Regions from separate parts of the Mus musculus genome. Here region 2 is linked to region 1. Evidence: chromatin loops called from intact Hi-C (ENCODE). Cell type or tissue: heart. All regions are shown on one strand.

Evidence for each region. A loop is a pair of places that touch in the nucleus more often than their neighbours do. Peaks named below come from ENCODE experiments on the same cell type or tissue, not always from the same donor. Only the 100,000 strongest peaks of a DNase experiment are listed, where the experiment ranks them.
Region 2: it touches region 1 in a loop (4-fold over the local background); 16 of 42 quality-filtered maps call a loop at or near these places.

Annotation. Positions count from the first base shown.
Region 1 is chr3:129,874,968-129,882,967 of GRCm38, reverse strand. Cfi (complement component factor i) reads right to left here. Exons shown (of 14, transcript NM_007686.3): 14 at 7,636-8,000. The coding sequence ends at 7,830. It overlaps Pla2g12a (phospholipase A2, group XIIA), which reads right to left and starts at 4,362. Exons shown (of 4, transcript NM_023196.4): 1 at 4,033-4,362. The coding sequence starts at 4,249. In heart, a CTCF peak has its summit at 4,037; DNase peaks (open chromatin) are centred at 3,617 and 4,367; H3K4me3 peaks cover 1,967 bases; H3K27ac peaks cover 1,684 bases; H3K27me3 peaks cover 566 bases.
Region 2 is chr3:129,825,269-129,833,268 of GRCm38, reverse strand. Gar1 (GAR1 ribonucleoprotein) reads left to right here and starts at 1,873. Exons shown (of 7, transcript NM_026578.3): 1 at 1,873-2,151; 2 at 2,416-2,674; 3 at 3,778-3,932; 4 at 4,305-4,364; 5 at 6,295-6,445; 6 at 7,653-7,721. The coding sequence starts at 2,428. In heart, no CTCF peak of the experiment used is centred here; a DNase peak (open chromatin) is centred at 1,958; H3K4me3 peaks cover 2,684 bases; H3K27ac peaks cover 2,002 bases.

The DNA of each region.
Region 1 (8,000 bases):
TCCAGAGATTGATTGATTGATTGATTGATTTATGAGTACACTGTAGCTGTCTCCAGACCCAACAGAAGAGGGCATCCCACTACAGACAGGATTATAGATGGTTGTGAGCCACCAAGTCATTGCTGGGAATTGAACTCAGGGCCTCTGAAAGATCAGTCAGTGCTCTTAACCACTGAGCCACCTCTCCAGCCCTTGTCTGGGCTCTTGAACACAGCAGCCTGGCTCCATTCTGGCTACCCTACTTCCACTAATGCTCAATTCTCAATATAGCACTTAGACCCTCCTGCTAACACATACATCACTAGAGGAAGGAACAACTTATTCAGAATTCTAAAAACACTTCAGAACCTACTTTCTTCTATTTTTCAACAGAAATGAAAATCGTGTCTCACTTCCTTTCCTTTGAGATCAGGGAGGAAGGAAGCGAAGCTGGCCCAGGTGAGTAATGATGACGGTTATGCCACGATAACCTGAGTTCAAATCCCTAGCACCCAGATAAAGAGCTGAGGAAGATGAGTGTGTGCTTATAACCCCAGTGTTGGGAGGCAAGAGAGACAGGCAGATCCCAGGAGCTCAGTGGCCAGCCAGATCAGTGAGCTTTCGCTTTCTTAAGGGAGTAATATAGAGAACAGAAGAAAAAGTCACTCAGCATTCTCTCTTGGCCTCTGTATGTGTACATATGGGCCCATCAACCAAACACCCACACCCACATGCATGCCTCTCTCACCAGACAGACAGACAGACAGAGAGAGAGAGAGAGAGAGAGAGAGAGAGAGAGCTGGCTAAATGCCAAACATAAAATGTGTTCCCATAAAAATTTCTGGAAGCCAGGCAGTGGTGGCGCATGCCTTTAGTCCTAGCACTTGGGAGGCAGAGGCAGGTGGATTTCTGAGTTAGAGGTCAGCCTGATCTACAGAGTGAGTTCCAGGACAGCCAGGGCTACGCAGAGAAACCCTGTCTCGGAAAACCAAAAACCAAAACAAAAAAACAAAACAAATTAAAAAAAAAAAAAACCCTTCAGGGAGGGGCTGGAGAGATGGCTCAGTGGTTAAGAGCACTGACTGCTCTTCCAGAAGTCCTGAGTTCAATTCCCAGCAGCCACATGGTGGCTCACAACCATCTGTAATAGGTTAAGATGCCCCCTTCTGGTGTGTCTGAAGACAGCTACAGTGTACACGTATGCATACAATAAATAATTCTTTTTAAAAAAGCCAAAACTTCAGATAACTCTCATTAAGGCATCTTTTCCCATCAGAGGAAAGATGACCCAAAGGGAACAAGTACCCAGAACACCAGGCTCAGGGAAGGGAGGTTATAGGAAGTGCAGACATTTGTTGCCTTCAGCAGCTCTTGCCTTCCCCAGGAGATTGGTAACAAAGAGTAGCAAGTGAAGGGAGGTTTGAAACCTTCTCATGGGAACAACATAGCTCTGAGATGTTCTCAGTGTTAACAACTCTACAGCTGGTGCTCACAAGCTGTCTATAAAGACTGCACATTTCAAGTCACCCTTGTGTCTGTAAATAACAGCTGCATCTTTCCACTGCCACAGGCAGAAACCCTCAGTCACCCTGACTGGCTTCCTGTGAGCCCGTGCGTGCCCTCAGGAAATGTGTCCTCACTGTTCCGTGCTGGGACATTCTTTCCCTGATTACCACAGAGCACTCCTCTTACTTCCAATCCTGAGACCTTCTTCTTCTTCTGTCCCGGAACAGCCTACAGGAAAGGCAAATGGCTCCCAGTACTTCCCAGGACCACTGTGGTAGTCTTTCATTTCTTGTGTCTAGATGCGCTGGCTGCTTCTCTGCATCAGAACACAAGCTCCAGGGACAGGGATCTTATCTACCACTGCAGAATCACCCCACCTTCCAACGGCTGGCACACGATTGACACACCGTCAAGACTAATGTTTGCATAATGGTCAGGAATGAAGTTAGAACTTGTGCCTCCAGGGTCCCCAATGAAGGAACTACAGGAAGGACCCAAGGGGCTGAAGGGGTTTTGCAGCCCCATAGGAGGAACAACAATATGAACCAACCAGTACCCTCAGAGCTCCCAGGGACTAAACCACCAGCCAAAGAAAACACATGGTGGGACTCGTGTCTCCAGCTGCATATGTAGCAGAGGATGGCCTAGTTGGTCATCAATGGGAGGAGAGGCCCTTGGTCCTGTGAAGGCTCGATGCCCCAGTGTAGGGGAAGGCCTGGACCAGGAAGCAGGAGTAGATGGGTTAGGGAGAGGAGGGAGGGGATAGGGGGTTTTGGGAGGGGAAACTAGGAAAGGGGATAACATTTAAAATGTAAATAAAGAAAATATCTAATAAAAAAAATAGAACTTGTGCCTTAGCAAAGTTATCATTTACTCCTTGTTACCCACGACACCCCACTAATACAGCTCACAAAAACAAAATATTGTACAGGAAGAAAATATTCTTTTTGGTGTGTATCGGTGGAAGGTTTTAGGCCTAAGTTTTGGAGGCAAATGGAGATCCCTAGAATGAATTCAATGGAATGTTCTTTATATTATCATAAAGATGGAGGCTATCTGTAGACTTATAAGCTGCAGGGACGTCACAGGTTTACAGGAGAGACTTTTTTAAAATTAAGTTTACCAACTCTGCAATCAGGGTTTCTCACTAAAGTCATGAATTTCCCTATTATTTTCAGCTGGTAGCCTTGGCTAATCTCATAAGAAGCTTGATTTTACAAGTTCTATATCCTAACATTCTGAATTGCCAAACAGAAGCCTCATCCCACCCCTCAAAACACACACACACACACACACACACACACACACACACACACACACACACACAGAATGCTTTAAAATAAAACAAAACACTAAAACAACAAAAAACCCTCACTCAAATCACTGCCTTAAGTGCTGATTTTATGACTATTCACGCTGCCATGAAACAAGTTCTCAGATTCAAACAGAATGTTTAAAAACAATGAAAGGAATGAGCAGACAAACTCTAATATTGACAGAGAATAAGGAAGAGAGGCCAGTGATACCCAAGAAAGCTACAAGGCGGACAAGATGGCTTGTGTCTGTCATCCAAAACCTGGGTGGCCAAGGAACAGGAGTTTAAGGTCAGTCTCAGCTACATACCAACTTCAATGCCAGCATGGGCTACCTGAGACCCTGTCTCAAAAATCAAATCAAGACAAAACTGCAAGTCTTAGATTGTTTTCCAGAAGTTAGGGAACTTTTTCAATGCAGTATACCTCCCTCAAAAACCAAGTACATCAGAAATCTATACAAAAGCCACAATTTATTTTACCTAGCTTTGCAGGTAAACAAACAAAATGGCACTTAACACCAACTGATGGCTTTTAAATTGTCGTTTGGCTTTCTATGTTTAGCTGAACCAATTACATGATGTGTGTGCGCGCGCCTGTGCATGACCGCACGTGCTAAACTCAGTCTGTCCCACTTCCCTCCCACCTTTCCCGCCCCCCACCCCCACCCCGCCCCGTACATCAGAAAGTTCTTAGGCAACTTTGTGCAATGGCGGGGAGAGAGGGCGAGAAGCTCAGATGCAAAGGAGAGCAGAGTGCAGAGCGCGCACTCAGGTGACCTCTCACATTTGTTCCCAGCTTGCTCAATCCCAAGGACAGCACGCTCCAAGCGCTGCTCATTCTTTCCACACCCGAGGACGCAGTCAATGCCTGTCTGGCGTCTGTTCCCCTAATCCCCCTGTCCCGCACTCGTCCTTCCATCCCGCTTCCCTGTCCCCGCCCCCCTGCTCCGCAAGTGTCCCCCGCCCCACAACCTGCCCCACACGTACCCCTCCATCTTCTAGCCCCCCACTTGTGCCCCATCCACCTGCTCCACACTTGTTCATCTACCTGTTCCACACTCCACACACACACATCCCCCTGCCTGGCACCAGTCCCTTTATTTTCTCGCTTCATACCCGTCCCCATCCACTTGCCTGGCTCGGATTCTCGCATTTCCCCCCAACCCCCCAGCCTCCGGGGACTGTCCCGCCTCCAACCCCCTGCCACCCCGCGCCCCCTTGTCGCGGCTCACCGTCGCTGCACTTGTACTGGCAGAGCCCGTCCTCCCCGCCCAGCAGGTCCAGCGCGGCGTTGAGGTACGTGTCTATCTTGTGGATGCCGTTGCGGATGGTCTTGAGGGTGGCCCTCCAGTCGGTGGTCTGGTCCTGTTCCTGCCCACGCGCAGTGGCCAGCAGCAGGAGGAGGAGGAGCGCGGGGCTCCGGGCGGGCGCGGGCCGCGGAGTCACCATCTGCGGGGCCGGCGCGGCGGGGCTGGGCAGCGGCGCGCGCTCCGGCTCCGGCTCAGGCCCCCGGCCTCCTCCGCGCTCGCGAGCTCGCGCCCCGTCACTGAGCTGCGCCGAACGGTGGGCCCGCCCGGGCACGCGCGCCGCTGCCCACAGTGCGCATGCGCCCGAGCGTGGGAGCCTCATTGCCCACGTGGTCTCCGGAACGCTCCCGTAGCTTACGGTCCTGCCTCTATGGAGTCTTAAAAACGCCTTGCCAATGCCCTAGACATAGTCATTGCTTTGGTTCAACACCACAGTGAATTGGTTTTGTTTTGTTTTGTTTGTTTTTTGTATTGTTTTTCAAGACTGGGTCTCTGTGTAGCCCTGGCTGTCCTGGAACTCACCTAGACCAGGTTGGCCTCGAACTCAAGAGATCCGCCTGCTGGGATTAAAGGCGTGCGCCACCGCCTCCCAGCTCCTAGTGAGGTTTGTTTGCTTGCTTGTTTTACAAAGCTCTCCTGTTTACCGAGACACCATAATTTAGAACGACTCCAGTAGCACAGCCTCCCTTGGGCTCCGCAGTCCCAGCCTTTACTGGACAAGGCCTGGGGTCCAGCGTAGAAAACTGTTTGAACACGGGCTGGCCTTGCACCCTACCAAGCCTGGATTTGCCTCCTGGGTTCTTGTGGGAACCCTATGATCAGCCGCAGTCCTAGCAGCGCAGCATGGTCTGGAGGATTGTTGAAGATGGAACTCTGCTCAATCTGCCAGAGCACTTCCTCCATTGCTTCTAATTCTAAGGAAGGAGAAGTTGGCAGTTATCCCTCCTTAAAATTCTAAATACTGTAGAGAAAAAGCTAATCACCGACTAGGCAGAGGAAAGGGAGGCAGGAGTGTGTCTTCCGAAGCGGGACAAATGCGGTAAGGTTACCTGGGACCAGCCCTCAGTTAATTTTTCTGAGACAGAGTCTTGGCCTGTAGCCCAGGCTGCCCTCCAACTTGCCTTGAACACACTATCCTCTCAAGTGCTAGGATCTTGGCGCCAAGCCTCTCTCTTTTCTATTTCTTTACACATTTACATCTTGCTGAATGTATGTCTTTTACCTTAACAATAACCTGTGCTCTGAGGACACGGGTTGCCGCGTGTCTCTCTCTGGGGATTACGTTCTCAAATGCCAGATTCTTTGGCACCTTTTCTCGTCTATTGCACACGGATGCAATAACACGACTGGTTAAACCGGATTCAGTTCCTCACTTCTCTTTATGATCTGCCATCCATGGCCACAGCAGTCACCTCATAATTAAAATAAAATCTCACCATTGCCACAGACTCAGATCCCCCTCCCTGGTACCCTGTCGTCATCAGTTTTGTCCCCAGACACTGTATTTTCTTTCCTTGACCCATCTAGAACCAGGGGCATTCTCCTTCCCCAAGGTGGCTTCTGTCTTCTTCAGTCTCCCTTGGAACAGTCTGGGATCTCCTGTCTTCCATATCTCATGTCAGCCCTCCACCCTCCCCTGCCTCTTCCTCCCTGCCTCCCATTTCAACTTTAATTCTTCAGTGGTTTCAAGTCTTGGGCACGAGGCCACACCCAGCTTGTCCTTTTCTCTGATGCACTATGGGTACCAGGACACGGAGCTGCTCTCCATCCTGTGTGTGGCTGGCCCCTCAAGCTGCAAGGCCTTTGGAAAGCTGCCTGAGAACCTCATCTGTGACTTCATTTTCTTCCCTGTTGCTGTGAGAAAGTACTCTGACAAAAGCAACGCTAAGAGCCAGTGAGAAAGCTCAGCGTTTGCTACATGAGCCTAATAGCCTCTTGGTACCCGAGACCCGCAGTGGAAGGAGAGAAGGGGGTTCCCCCAAGTTGTCCTCAGACGTCTACGTGCACCTACAAACACATCATCATTGTTATCATCGTAGCCGCCAGCAGCCACGGGTTCCTGGGTTCCTGAAAGGAAAGCTGGGGATGGATGGGAAGGACAGTGAGAGAAATTACGAGCCAAGACAAAGTTCTCTGATCAAGGCTCAATCTTTAATGCATGGCACTGAACACATATGGGAAAACCTAAGGACCCATCCCTTTGTTTCAGCTGGGTTCTGTTGCTTGTTTCAGCAGGATTGAGTTGCAAAGTAGGCTCTTCAGCAGCTCAGCAGCGGGCAGGCAGTTCTCAGTTCTCTGGCAGGAAGATGCAAATGTAGCAAGGCCAGACTCCTGGCTCCAGTGTCTGAGGAGGTTTGGAGGATTGGTGGTGCCATTGCCCTATAAATGATACTATGCCAGGTTTTTTATGTAAACACGGTGTTCATTTTCACACCTTCCCTTGTGGAATGTCCTGTAGCTCTTCTTCCTTCTTAAGGAGGGAAAGAGGGCAGGATGGAACAAGCAGGGCCAGAGCGAAAAGGAAGAAAAAAAGGAGGGAGAGTGGAGGTTCATCAAGCCCAGGAAACTAGAGACTCAATAGATTCAGGAAGCTCAGAAAGGTACGAGAGTCAATAGGTGATGTTTTTTATAGAAAGATAAAGGAATACGTTTGGTGGATGTATAGTCAGGTATGGGGGAAGGGGGTGCCTCTGTGGGTCCATGCTGAGGCATCCCTTCCCCCTGAGGGACCAGCCACTCGACGACGGTATAGTATGGACTAGAGTTTATTCAGGGCATGAGAGGGGAGTTAAGAGGGTAATAGAGACAGAGAAACACAGAGAGCAAGAGCAGAGGAGTAGAGGTTGGCCATGAGCACATGGAGAGAGAGGGGGGAGGGGAATGGGGAGAAAAGAAGAGGGGGCAAGCAGTCCCTTTTATAGTGAGCCAGGCACATCTGGCTGTTGCCAGGTAACTGTGGAGCAGAGCCTAGACAAAATGCTAACAATAGGTCCTTCTGGGGTAGTGTTAGCAGTAAGCAGCGGCTGGGAGAGGAGGCTATCTTCTGTGGAATTGCCTACAAATTGCGTAGTGAGCCCTAACGATGCAACTCCTCTGAGTTGTCATCTATACTTGGGTGAGCTTACCAGTGGTCCAGCTGCCTTAAGTAACTGCTCCCATAAGGAACCCCAGGATGCTCATTGCTTTATCAAGCTAGACTTGGGTGTGATCATTTCTTTGGTCTGCAGTTGGTGCCCTACTTGAGATCCATAGCTGCTTGTTCATGGTCTCTGAAGGGAAAACCACAAAATACAGATGGAAAATAACACACAGAGAATCTAAAAATGACCCAATGGTGGCAGATTTGTGCCTTGAACACAGTCTTGTGCAATTCTAATGTCATTAAACTGCCATCAAAATGTCATTCCTTCCTGAATAGTTAATGTAAACTATCTGTAAATAAAATGTGTGGGCTGAGGGTGTAGCTGTGTGTCTTTAGGCACTAAAAACCAACCAACCAACCAAACAAACAAACAAACACAAACCACCTTGTATGCTTAGCCGGAATATTTATTGTAGATTATATGGCAGAATTCTAAAACAGCATAAACTTGGAAGAAACTTTAGGACTAGCCAGTAGGAGTTGCTTCTTGCCAGCTCTGAGGAGAACTAACTATACAGTTTCATTTCAATTAAAATGTAACTCCTAAAAGAATAAATGTAGAAAGAAGGAGGTCATAGCTTCAGACATTGTGTTGAGAAACAAGAGACCTTCCTACGTGATAGCTAATCCAATCAAAATAATTGGCCACTCTGGTGTAAACACCTGGGAACTCGGGCTTCCCACAATTTTCTCCCCAGCTCACAATGCCCCAAACGTAAGTGACATTGTTGATATCCTCACAGACCAAGGG
Region 2 (8,000 bases), 50 kb after region 1:
TTTTAACCTTGACCTTCTTTCTTGTATAGCAAGCATTCTTATCCACTGAGCTATCTCCATAGCCCCATAGGTTCACAGTGAAAACATCACTCTCTATTCAAAAGGGCACTGTATTGCACAGCCGTGTGAATGAACTTAATAGCAGGGAATAATTTAAGAATAATGACGATTTATATTATGTATATTTTGCCATAGTTAAAAAAACTTTCGCAACTATTGTGTGATATAAAGTTTATTGTTCTAGTGTGTACATTCATGCATGTATATGTGTGTATGTAAATTTTATGCAGGGGCTGTGTAAATAGTAAAATTATTTAGAGCATTCCTCCATGGTCAGAATATGGGGCTATTCTAGTGGATGGAAAATGGAGCTATTTCAGGAGAGAGGAAGAGTCTAACAAAGACAAAGAAAACAAGGCAGCAATTCTAGCCTGATGGGGCAGAGGGATGGTAAGTGCACATACTGATTACTAATCATGTAAACGGCTTTAGACACACTGCTAAGGGAAAGTGCAGGGCTATGGGGGAGCTGAGTATGAGACTATACAAAACAGCAATGGTATTAGATTCACTATATCATCAAATGCAGCACAGACGGAAGAAGTTAAGTCAACAAGCATTTATTTAGTCTGGGGCCCAGAATGGGAGATGTTGCCTGTTGTGATGTTTGAGCATCTGAATTCTTAGACTATATTGAGTGATTTGGAGTGGCAATGAAAAAGGGTAGCAGTGTCAAAAGGCTGAACTCAGCTATGACAGTACAAAGGTACTTCACAGGAATCAACAGAAACCCATCAGGTTTGATTAGAGATTGCCACAAGCCTAGAATAGAGGTAGGGATAGTGCTGATTATATGTGTGTGTGTGTGTGTGTGTGTGTATACATATATATATATGGTGTGTATGCATGTAAAATTACATATGTAATTATTACATATATTATAATTCAGTATTTTATAATTGTATGTTCTATATTACATATATTATATTATAAATATAATATATAATTGGATATATATGGTTATAACATCTAAATTTAAAGTACATTTGCCCAATTTTTAAAAATATTTGGAACTGGTGTGTACTTTTTCAAGAAGTTTACAGTTTAGAGTAACTGGCATACTGGAATTATTAATGTTTCTATATCTTTTACAAAGATCTTTCAAAAATCTATTCACAATAATCCTCTGATATGCGGATCAGTCTCTACTTTCTTTCAAATAAAAGGTGATATTGTCAAATGCCAAGAGATGTTTCAGACAATACAGATACAAAAGAAGTCAACCAAATTTAAGAACTAGAGGTCACTTCTTTTGTGATGAGTGAAGTTTTAGTGATGTAAGGAAACCGATGTCGGAGATGAGAGTGTTAAGGAGACGGGAGGTGAGGTGTCATCTATAGATGGGTGCATAGTCTCTCGGAGTTCAAAACGTACTTGATGAAGACATTGAGACCATATTTAAAAATGGTTGCCTTTCTGTCATCTCACACACAAACACACACCCTTTCCTATTTAATAATAACAGAACACGGACACACAGGCAACTTCGACACACACCCTTTCGTATTTAATAATAACAGGACACACACACACACAGAGGCAACTCCGTTGGCGGTGACAGGTTCCGACGTCCTGGGCTGAGCACCGCTTGAGTGGCCAACACTCCGTGGAGCAGAGTCAGGTCGGGACCTTCTCGCAACCCAAGAAGTGACAGAGCCCGGCGAGTAGCACCAACTGCAGCCAGCACGCTTCAGCGACGACACGCCTCACCAGCTGTTAGCACGGAAGGACTCAAACAACTCCGTTTCCAAGGGCAACGCGCCGCCACACTTCCGGAAACGTCGCGTACGGAGGGCGCTGCGATTTTGCGTCACTTCCGCCACCTCTAGCGCGGTGGCCCTTGCGTGGATGAGGTGGGGGCGGGGGGGGGTCACGCTGGACGCTATTGTTTCTCTTCCGGTGCTGTGTGCTCTACTCGGTAAGGCGTTGGGACCGCTGCGTCCGGTAGTGACGGGCCCTTCCTGCAAACCAGCCCTTCCAATTTCTAGTCTGGTAACATTGGACGGCTACGGTGGCCGAGGAGGTTTGAGCGCGCCGGAAGTGTCCCTCCGCGCGCGCGCGCCGGGCTAGGCTGGAGACGCACGTGGCGCGGTGAGTGCGGCGGAGGGCGAGCGAGGGTGAGGGCACCCGCGGGGCGGGATGCGGTGGAGAGGCATGGGATGCGGTGGCGAGCCACGGGTCGTGGGGCTGGGGCGAAGACACCGCTCTCTCTGCGCTCGCCACTTGGCTGTGTGGGCGAGTGGCAGGGCGGCGTTTACTGCTGTCCCCTTCTTGGTGGCCTGAGCGAGGCGGAGGGGACTTAGATAAATGATCGACCCGCGGTGACCGGGAGGAGCGGCCCGTCTATTTCGCCAGGCCGGAGAGAGCATGTCTTTCCGAGGCGGAGGTCGCGGAGGCTTTAATCGCGGTGGTGGAGGCGGAGGCTTCAACCGTGGCGGCGGCAGCAACAACCACTTCCGAGGGGGCGGCGGAGGCGGCGGCGGCAGTTTCAGGGGCGGAGGCGGCGGCGGCGGCGGCAGTTTCAGGGGCGGCGGCCGAGGAGGATTTGGACGAGGGGGCGGTCGTGGAGGCTTTAATAAATTTCAAGATCAAGGGCCTCCAGAACGTGTCGTCTGTAAGTCGTCTTCTGAGCTTAACCTCCTTTGCATTGGGAATAGAATCCGGTTTAAGTTATTAGTGCGTTTGTTGATAAGACTCCGAAAGGCAAGTCGCTTGAGTGCCCTGACACGTATAAGGGACTGATCATGAGAACCGAAATGCAGTGTGGAGGTGAACTTGAGTTGGGACTGAAAAGATGAGACTTAGACAACATTGAGTACCTGGCTCCTTCTAAAGGGCAGAACACTTTTTAGGATTAAGTATGATTCCTTAGTGATATAGTTGAAACACAAAGCCAAGTTTTTAGTTTTCGTAGCTCATATTTTCAGTTACCAGAAAATACCTACAGAATTCACACTCCATAACCATGCAGCCTAGTTTGAACACTCATTCCCTTGCACCCTGCAAAATCATGTTGTAAATAAGTGTGTGTACTATCTTGTGTAGGGCCACATTCATAGTTCCCTGGGTTCCATGCTGCCTGAAGTCTGTGCATTGGACACACGGATGGAGAAGGGATTTCAAAAGAAATATAAGTAGAACTTGGCTGATAGTGAGAAGAAAAGGTTCTAGTTGTTGCTAAGGTTGGGGAGTTAGTTTTGTAGGCGAATGGTATTAATCCTGGGTTACAGAAACAGAGGTGCCTTGTGTTTGCACACTTCCCAGGAAGGGATAATCACTGGTGAAGAAGTGGTAGTGGTGATGAGTTCTGAGAAAGGAGGGAGGGATCAATAAAGCCAGAGTGGTTCACATTTGAGGCTGGGGAGGAAGAAGAGTCAATGGAACGTAGCATTGAATGCAGCTGTAACAGCCATGACAGGGTAACTGGTGGACAGCGAGTGAGCACCATTGTAAGCACCTAGTTTGTTGTTCCTGTTGCTTTAGCATCAGGTGTGGCTGCAGTTAGATGTGACTGGCCTCATTTTACAGTGTACAGACAGAAGGGGAGTCTCTTTTAGGTCCCCTGGTAGTGGCATGCTAACTTGGGACTACAGTGTTGACAGCTGAGCTCTGCCATAGAGGGGATCAGATATGGGGAAAGACAAGTGGCAAAGCCCACTGGATTCCCGAGTTGGTCAGTGTTTGCAGTGGCCTCGTGTCTGTTCTGTGCTGTTTCAGTGTTAGGAGAATTCATGCATCCCTGTGAAGATGACATCGTGTGTAAATGTACCACCGAGGAGAACAAGGTGCCCTACTTCAACGCCCCTGTTTACTTAGAAAACAAAGAGCAAGTCGGGAAAGTGGATGAGATATTTGGACAGCTTAGAGATTTTGTATCCTTTCTGATTGGGTGAGTCAGCAATCTTGTTAAGAATTATCGTGTCCCTTCCTCCCCAGCCAGAAATATCAAAGCAAACTCACTGTTTCATTCAGTGAGATAGCAAAGCTACAGACGAGTCTCACGGAGGAGGATCTGTAGGGAGCGCATCCGTCCATATTTAAAAATGATGCGCCAAGGAGAGATGGCTGTCCTCTGGGTTCTGGGAGTGGTGGCCATTTGAATACGTGCCACCAGATTGTATTGGCTCTTCTGTCTCTTGGGTTTTTGGTTTTGTTTTAATTATTTTAAAGAAAATGCCATTTCTACTTGGAAATTTCTTATAGCTAGGCATTCTTAGTGTCTTTTTCCTTAATTTAATTAATAGTATTTTTCAGTTAAGTTGTCAGAAAACATGAAGGCATCTTCCTTTAAAAAGCTACAGAAGGTGAGTCATACTTAAATTAAGATTTTGGATTCAGAGGGGGTGGTGTGTGTCTTCCTTGAGACACTCACAGCTCCTCCAGTTCGTGAAGTGAAGTGCTGAGGCTGTTCCACAGTAGTAACCAAGCACTGAGTTACCCAAGTGTCTCTGCTACAGCCCTAGCTGGCCCGGAACTCACTTGTTGAGCTTACATTGGCTTCTGACTTTATATGACCTTCCTGCCTATACCTCCTAAGTCCTGCAGTTACAGTGTGTGCTGTCACACCCAGTGGAAGCTTACCAGTGCTGAGAAGTAACAATGAACCAGTAGTCCCAGCACTTGGAGGCAGAGAGATGGCAGGAGAGCAGCTTTGAGTCTGGCTTAGGCTACGTAGTGAATTCCAGGTCATCTTGAGATGCTTGGCATATGTAGATAGATACTAAAGGTTTTCACATATATCTGTATTTAGTCTTAGCCTTCCTTGAGGTGGTGCTTTTGAAACTGGAAGCTAAGAGTCTTACACCTGGTGTGCATCACAAATACCTGAAGACAGCTCTTAAAATGGCATCCTTGAAGATCCCATTCTTATAAATTTGACCCAGTTGCCCTTAAGTAGCACTCACAATGAAGTTTCAGGAAAGAAGGCTGGAGAATTTTGATGTCCTTAGACAAGTACTTCAGCACTAGGCTGCCAGAGAGGGGAGTGTATTCTACATGGAGAAAACTGAAGTGTCTGCGATGATGGGGTAGGGAAAGTTCTCAATTCAAAAAAGGCTGGCGAGGTAAGAAGGAGCTTTATACATCCTGAGAAAGACTAGATTTTAGTTTTAACATTGTTTCTGAATACTAGGGTGAACTTGATCTTTACATTGGTGCTCTAAAAGAGCACGGGAGTGACAGAGAAGCCCTCTAGGGAAGGACCAGCAGTGTAGGCTGTAAGAAGCCACAGTTGCTATGGGGTAAAGCTGGAGTCCATGGAAATTGAAAGGAGGTGGAGCTGTGAGCAGAGGAGGAGGAGTCAGTTGGTGTGGTAACTATCACCATTGTTAGGTGTTGGATTCCAGCATCTTTGTGCCTTATGATCCTACTCACTGACTTAGGCAGCATTGGAGAACAGAGGTTGAAAAAAGACAATGAATTTCATTTGGGGTATAGTGAGTTTAAGATAACTGAGGTCGGCAGAAGATTAGGCGTTCACGGGTGAGTATAGGTTAGAGATAATGCTGGGAGGTGGTCGATGAACAGACACTGTCTAGGAAGGATGGCCGCAGTGCAGCACTCAGGAGAGCTTCAGGCCCCATCTCAGATTTAAACTACTGGCACAGGGTTACAGGAAAGGTGGCTGCTCACCACAAGCATGCTGTGCAAATAGGGATAGAAAAGTAGACTAGTTTCCAAGAGGAGTGCTTAGCTGTGGTCAAGTACACATACTATTCAGAGGATTCAGGAATGGGTAGTCAGCTGTCAAAGAGCTTATGGAATGGCGGTCCCAAGAGCCAGATTGGAACTGGAAAGTAGATGGAGACAACTTGCTAATAGCAAGTGACCACTGGTTGTAGATGGAAAAACTAATAGAATACTTTCTTAAAATAGCTAATTTACCAAAGTCTTCCCAATTGTACTATAATTCAGATAATTTTCTCTTGGCAGCTCTCTTAAGTGAAAATGTAAATTTTTAGGACATTTTTTATTTAAAATAGGGTTGAATTTGCCTTATTTTTATGTGTTTTTGTGCAGTCCACAGCACTGTCTTATGTGTCTTTTGATCTTCACAGAAATTTGTGATAGGTACTTTTATCTACATTCTATATATAAGAAACCTAATTAGAGGGAGGAAAGACTAAGTCCTTGTCCAGAACCATTCAGTATAAACGCCAGGAGTGGGGTTTGAACCTAAGTAGATTCACCTGTAGCATACTGCCCTTGTCATACTAACTATCACTCAACTTGCAGTTCTATATAGACCCATACAAGCTGCTGCCGCTGCAGAGGTTTCTGCCTCGTCCTCCTGGTGAGAAAGGACCTCCCAGAGGTGGCGGCGGTGGCGGCAGGGGAGGTCGAGGAGGAGGAAGAGGAGGCGGTGGCCGAGGTGGTGGAAGAGGTGGTAAGTTACTGTGAGGGTTTTAATGAGATTTTGTAGCCACAGTTTAATTTTGCACGTAACCAAAATTCTCTTACCTTTATTTCTCTCTCATGCATCAATATGGGTAGAAGTGCTTTGTTTCCATAACTTAAATAGAAGGAAGAAAAATTAGCATTACCTTTGAAGGATTTCAGACATTTGGGTTATTCGTGTTTTAATGGAGGTGTTAATAAGAGCACCCTCACCCATTGCTTAATGACAGATATGTTCTGAGGAATGCATGGTTGCATGCTTCTGTGGTGTACATTACACAAACACTCTTGTAGAACGTCGTCACTCCCTAAGGTCCCTTGGTGCAGTCGAGTAGTAAGATGGAGTCAGGTGAGATGGGGCAGGCTGCTCTAGGTACGCTTCCTTTGATGAGATGTACTGTAAAGTCGCAGTGTAAAGGAACAGAAGTGAATACACAAGCTGCAAACAGTTTTTAACTATCATGGAGCATTGTGTGCTGTACATAACTGTGTGCTTCACTTCTGTACGACTGGGCTTCTATATTCCCTCATTGCCATGAGCATGTGAGTAATGTCTTACTCTAATGTGCGGTGGTAGAATTTTCCCCCTCCATGGTGTGGGAGACTTATGCATGACAGACAGTTCACTATTTATTATATGACTGTATAAGACACCCCCTCCTCTTTTGGTTTTACAAGGCTTTCTCTGTATATCTGGCTGACCTGGAACTCTCTCTGTAGATGAGACTAGTCTCAACACACAGAGATCTGCCTGCCTCTGCCTCCCCAGCTCGGGGATTAAAGGTGTGCATCACCATCGCTTGGCAAGAATTTTTTTTTTAACTGAATTATAATTTTTAGCTATCAATGAGTAGTAATTTGATTATATGCCAAGAGGTGGTCGTATATGTACTTACTATGCAAGTTTATTCTTTTAGTTCCTTCAACAAGTTGTGCATGCAGTGATCTCTATGTACATGCTGTCACACATGCAAGCACACATGGAAAACAAATGTGAGAAATGGAAGAGGGGCTAGTCTTAGTGCCTTACTGCCCCACTGGGGAAATTGCAAGTTCTCTATTTTTATCCTTTAAAAGGTTTTGTAAAAATATAGTAGATGAATTTATATTTAATTTTTATGATTATAGGAATTGTAGAATCTTTACAGTTTATCAGAAAATGAGAGGCTATAATTAACATCTGTTTCCTTTTTAAGGTGGTTTTAGAGGAGGCAGAGGAGGAGGTGGGGGCTTCAGAGGAGGAAGAGGAGGTGGCGGATTCCGAGGTGAGTGTGACCAGAGATGTCTTTAAACAATTGGAACTGTAGCTTGATACTCTCTGTTGTTTATTTCCCTCCACCAGCAAGCATGGAGAACACTGATATTCTTGGCTTAGTTTATGGCTCTTTACTACACAACTCTTTATTGCTTTCTCTTAGTTCTTCAGCAGGTTCCTGTGTTGTGTTAGTAATTTGAAGCAAATGTATAATACAAATGGCAGTAGTGTTTGTTTGGTAATGTAAATGTACAGAGGATCACAGGAATCCCTGCTGATTTTAAGGTTC